2 separate regions of the Homo sapiens genome follow, and region 2 is linked to region 1. A link is a loop called in an ENCODE intact Hi-C map of the cell type or tissue named here. Cell type or tissue: MCF 10A. All regions are shown on one strand. Links, peaks and the distances in the headings refer to the core of each region. The heading gives the core; the rest is flanking DNA.

The links. Hi-C counts contacts between places; a loop is a spot of excess contacts. Peaks named below come from ENCODE experiments on the same cell type or tissue, not always from the same donor. Only the 100,000 strongest peaks of a DNase experiment are listed, where the experiment ranks them.
Region 2: it touches region 1 in a loop (9-fold over the local background); 5 of 110 quality-filtered maps call a loop at or near these places.

The regions. Positions count from the first base shown.
Region 1 is chr1:5,500,868-5,503,779 of GRCh38, forward strand. No RefSeq gene overlaps it. Among named protein-coding and RNA genes, the nearest start is that of MIR4689, 360 kb to the right of the region's middle. RefSeq lists enhancers at 543-1,043, 1,044-1,544. In MCF 10A, for the core only: no CTCF peak of the experiment used is centred there; no DNase peak of the experiment used is centred there.
Region 2 is chr1:4,667,604-4,670,515 of GRCh38, forward strand. The region is part of intron 1 of AJAP1 (adherens junctions associated protein 1); the gene reads left to right. Among named protein-coding and RNA genes, the nearest start is that of AJAP1, 14 kb to the left of the region's middle. In MCF 10A, for the core only: no CTCF peak of the experiment used is centred there; DNase peaks (open chromatin) are centred at 1,338 and 1,598.

The DNA.
Region 1 (2,912 bases), core at 154-2,653:
ATCTGTCTATCTAGGCATCTAGGTGTCTGTGCACCTGCCTTCCTCTATATACCCATCTGTTTATCCATTATCTATTTAGCTATGCATCTATCCAAGCATCTATGCACTCGTCTATCATCTGTCTATGCATTTATCCATGCATGCAAGTATATTTATGTATGCAAGTATACGTATAATAGACATAGATATGAACATAACATATGGAAAGAGAAGCTGTGGTTAGGCTCTTGGTCACATTTGGATCCCTGTAGCTATTTCTCCAGAGCAGAAAATATTTTGCCTAATTTTATTCTGCTGAAACCGTTTTTTTTAAAAAAACAAATCTTGCAGATGCTTCCTCCAGAATAGCATGTTTTCCCCAAAAATAACTGGGCCAGGGTTATCCTAATTAACTGAGTATTCCGGAAGTTACCTTTGGAAATGATACTATGTATAATGTCAAAATTTTCCAAAAATTGGCCCTGGAGCACAGTGTAAGCCACCCGTCCATTACAGCGCCGAGGTCCCAGCACCCCTGATGTCCAGCGGTCCCAGCCGCCGCCCAGCCTCTGGCAGAAGTCAAGCCTCCATTCCAAGCCTGCTCTTGTTTCAGAGGAGTTAACTGGGATTTACAATAAGAGGCTGACTTGGCAAGCCGGGAAAATGGGTGTTTGAGGCTTCATTTCCCCCCTTTCTTAAGCAACATCTTTTCTGAAGAATTTCTCTGTGCCTTGTCCCTCCTCCCATGGCCTCAATCTATTTTTAATGACATTTCTGTCAGCCTTGTATTTCCCTTCTCCCCTGTTAATATCCAGGTTTTTCATTATTCACGGTGCCATCTGTCTTCCTCCGACCCCACCACTTCCCCCACCCTTCACGTCATTCGGCAGGTGCTGCCTTACTGTCTCTGTCTCCGAGGCTGACATCCTCATTCTCAGTCCTTTAAACAAGCCGGGACCTATTTACCCAGCCACATGAACCCTCTCCTTCCTGGAAGCCAGCCCTGCCTTCCTGAGCAGGCTGTACATGGAAGCAATTGCTCCGACACAGACAGGGACACCGTGGTGCGTCTCTCGGCCCCATCACGACGGCCTGCACCACATCCCAAATCGGAATCCAGCTCATGCATGCGGGGTTGGCCCTAGAAAGTGCCAGGAGGCATCCAACCCTGGGCCTGGCCTCATCCTGGACATTTTCTTGTTTCAGGCATGAAATATGTGGCATGGAGGTTTAGAACATGGGCCTCGGAGTCACAATAACTACGGTTCAAATCCCTGATTCTCTCAAGCAGGGTGACCTTGGACACTTGACTGTTGCTAAACCTTGCTGTCCTCACCTCTGAAATGGAAGTGACTATCCCGATTACGGAGAGTTCCAGTGGGGATGAATGGAGATACTCTGCAGATCCCTGTTGGAGACATAGGAAGCCCACAGCCAATGGGAGATCCAGAAAGATCACAGTGTGTCCCAAAAGGGAAAGAAAAGAGCAAACGTGTTGTATGCAACTAGGAGCCTAAGTAAGACTACAGAATGCGCTGAGGCGTCTCAGACCCAAATCCATCTCCTTCAATTTAGCCGTGTTTGAAATATGAAAGTCACCATTGCAAGCAAGCCCACACTCGCAGCGTTCCTGCCGCCGAGTATTTATGGAGACATCCACCAGTCAAGGGAGACTTATGAGCTACATAAATACAAAGGATAATCCGGCAAATTCCGAGTTGCACTAAAGGGCTACAAATCAGTGTTTGGGCTGGGCTCCAGATACAAAGAGAAAGTGTGATTAAGTGTGACTTTTTTAAAGTTTTGTTTGGATTTATTCCTAAAACTCCTTCACCCGAAGACGCAGATTTCTTGTTGGCACAGATGGCTGCCCTGTCGTGAATCAGAGGCAGAGAATTTGAGCAGTGCCCAAAAGAAGCCTAGAAAAAAGAAAGCACAAAAAGCAGAACGACTTCTAACTTTGGTGCAGAACTAAGATCTGTTCCCACCTGTCAGTGACACTGGGGGTGATCTGCACTCTGGGGCGGGGGCGGGAGCTCTGGGGTGCAATCCCTTGAATGCTTGCTGGGACCTCCTGCTCTGCAACCACCTCCACACTGGCCATAACTAGGCAGAGGCCTTCACAGGCATCTCTCCAGCCCAGGGCTGTGCAGGTGGCTGCAGGCAGGATGTCTGGCCTGAGCCAGCACAGTGGACATGTACAGAATAAATAAAAGGACAAATGGCAAAGTGACATCAGGAGAGACAAAGGACCAAGGGCTTTTTCAGCCAAGACAGCGCTGTGGTCAGAGCTGCAGTTCATCCCAGGGCAGAGGTTTGTACCTGAGAAAAGCATTCTACCACGCAGCATCCTGCCCGGGTGGACCAGGGCAGAAGCACTGAGGTCAGCTCCCCTGGGAAGATGGTGTCTCAGGGTCTTCCTGAGTTGCTCTGAGCTGGGGGCCTTGGGCAGTTCCTTCCTGACCTTCCTTGTCTACAAATTGAGACTCATCGCCTTCCTCGCCGAATTAGCATGCAGGTTCAAAGAGGGGCCCGGAGGCTCCTACACGACCAGCCAACAAACTCTAATTTCAAGACAGTGTCTTCCCCCTGTTCCTCCTGATAACAGCAGCTGCAAGAGGGTTCAAACCCCAGCACACTCATGGCTTCCTCTTGCTCTGCACTCACTCTGGTAGATTAGAAAAAATTGTACTAACCGTGAAGTTTAATTTTCTGTGTTCTGACACTTTGACTTCTAGTGCCTTGCTGATCCTGGAGGGACGGCCCTTCCCAGGGCTGGCCAATTCCTACAGATAGTAAAGGACTGTGCTGGGAGCCCACCTTTAATACCAACCCACCCAGAGCCCACACCCCACGACCTCCTCTACCAGATTCTCCCCCCAGGGCCACCATCCACCTGCCCTAGTCACCCCTGGCTAGGTGCCAGACACCTA
Region 2 (2,912 bases), core at 274-2,773, 830 kb before region 1:
ACTGCTGATCTGACAGGAGGCGGAGCTCAGATGGTGATGCTGGCTCACCCACTGCTCACCTCCTGCTGTGAGGACAGTTCCTAACAGATGCTGGTACTGGTTCATGGCCCAGGGTTGGGGACCCCTTCCTTAGAGAACCGGACCCCCAGTCAGTTGCTGCTTGGGGTGAAGTCATCGTCCCACCCAAGCTGTGGGTCTGAATTTTGGGAAGAGCCCCTGAGACACAAGGCAATGAGCCCACAGCACTGAGTGAACATGGAGGTTTCAAGTGGGAAGGGGAAGACGTTTGGGGAAGTTGGATTCCTCCCTAAAGAATGCCGTTAGGGTAAGGCCAGGAGTGTTTGCTCATGCCTGTAATCTCAGCACTTTGGGAGGTAGAGGCGGGAGGAAAACTTGAGGTCAGGAGTTCAAGACCAGCCTGGCCAACATGATGAAACCCCATCTCTACTAAAAATACAAAAATTAGCCAGGCGTGGTGGTATATGCTTGTAGTCCCAGCTAGTCAGAGGCTGAGACAGGAGAATTGCTTGAACCTGCGAGGCAGAGGTTGCAGTGAGCTGAGATCGCACCACTGCACTGCAGCCTGGGTGACAGAGTGAAACTCTATCTCAAAAAAAAAAATGCCATTAGGGTGGCAACTTTCTTCCTCCTTGTGTGGGGCCAATCCTGTGTATTTGAAGCTAAAAGCCCTCTTCTTAAAGTAGCTTAGAGAGCAGTGCTGTGTGTGTGTGTGCGTGTGCGTGTGTGTGTGTGTGTGTCTGTGGGTGTCTGTGTGTTGTGAGGTTGTAGGTGTGAGGCATCAGTTGACTTTAAAATGCCCAAGTAATACATGTCTGCACTTTTTCCTTCATCAACTGAAAAGCTGTTTAAAAATGTAATTAACAAAATCTCTCAGCAGACCTTCAAGGTCAGGAAATATTATTAGCCTTATTTCACAGATGGGTAAACTGAGGCAGAGCAGGAGTAAGCAACTTTCCTAAGGTCATACAAAGGCAGCAGAGTGGTGCCTGAGGACTCCAAGAGGAGTGTGCCCGTAACTCAGGCTCTGGTGGCTCAGTCCTGGGACGGGGATTCCTGGGGAGTGTGGGGCTCATCCATCTCTGTTTCCGCAGGTTGTGCATATCCTGGAGCCGGGGTCCCCTGCCTGGGAGACGGGGCACATCCAGGGTTAATGCCCACGGGGTGGAGCCTTCACTGTCCAGGCTTTCTTGCCGGGCTCTGCCTGCCTTTTATTTTCCCTCATTTTCAGTGAGAGACTGAAGTCCATGACAATTCCTTACGTAGGAATTCTGGTGTTCCCAGTGAGTCACAAGTAGGTAGAATTTATGTCAGTTGCCACAGGGCAATTTGAATTTTACAGGAGATAGTCAGAGTCAGTCAATGAGAGGGACCTAGATTCAGACAACAGGAAGGAGTCAGACTCAGCCAACATTTTTTTAGCTTGCTTTTAAAATTGAAGTGAAATTCACATAACATAAAATGAGCTATTTTAAAGTGTAAACTTCAGTGACATTTCGTGTGTTCACAATGTTGTGCAACCATCACCATTCTTTAGTTCCAAGACCTTTTCATCACCCTAAAAGGAAACTCCATGTCTTTTAGCAGTCATTCCCCGTCCCCCTGGAAACCACTTACCTACTTCCTGTGTCTTCAGTATGGCCTGTTTTGGACATTTTATATAAATGAGATCATACAATTAATACATTCTTATACTGCTATGAAGAAATGCCCGAGACTGGGTAATTTATAAAGGAAGAGGTTTAATTGACTCACAGTTCCGCATGGCTGGGGAGGCCTCAGCAAACTTACAATCATGGCAGAAGGCAAAGGAGAAGCAGGCACCTTCACAGGGCGGCAGGATGAAGTGAGTGCAAGCAGGGGAAATTCCAGGCGCTTATAAAACCATCAGATCTCATGAGCACTCACTCACTATCACGAGAACAGCATGAGGGAAACCGCTCCCATGATCCAATGACCTCCACCTGGTCCCGCCCTTGATTGTGGGGATTATTACAATTCAAGGTGAGATTTGGATGGGGACACAGCCAAACCACATCATACAATATGTAACCTTTTGTGTCTGGCTTCTTTCACTTAGCATAATGTTTTTTAGTTCACCCACATTGTAGCGTGCATCAGTACTTCACTCCTTTTTATGATGAATTCTGTGCCACACTGCAGATAGGCTACGTGCTGTTTGCCTGTCCATCCACTGATGGACATTTGGGTTGTTTCCACCTTTTGGCTGCTGTGAACATTGCTGCTGTGAACATACATGTACAGGTGTCTGTTTCGGTCCCTGTTTTTGATCCTTTGAGGGACATACCTAGGCATCAACACTTCTTGGACACGGGCTTTATCCACAATTGCCTAGTTACGGCACTGCTACAGCATTTGTGTGATCTTTGGAAGTTCCCATGGTTTTTCTGAGCCTCAGTTTTCTCATCTGAAAAACGGGGATGTCACTCAGCCCTGCACAGGGCTGGAAGGATGGTGACCCCCTACCATTTACAGGTGGCTGCCCAGCAACAGAGCCAATGCAGGCTCCTTCCCCATCTCATCCTAGATTGCAGACAGGCCTCTCTATGCCTGTGCACCTTGTTCACAGCGCTGGGCCTGTGGCAGCCGGTCTGTCTTTACTCCTTACACATCCCCAGGGAGGAGGCTCAGTGAGAAGCAGCACTTTTTATCAGCTCTGCACTAAAGAGGAATTATGAACCATTTTGGGAGTGGATTAAAGCAATTGCCCCGGGATGAATCTTATTCTTGGTGCCTTTTCCTTTCCCCTTTTCCTGGACCTCAGAGCTGAGCCATGTGATCTACTGAAAAATACCCAAGTCGACATTGATCCTTTTAGTATGACATCAGCCCTGACCCACAGTAACAAGGAACTTGTGACCCACCCATGTACG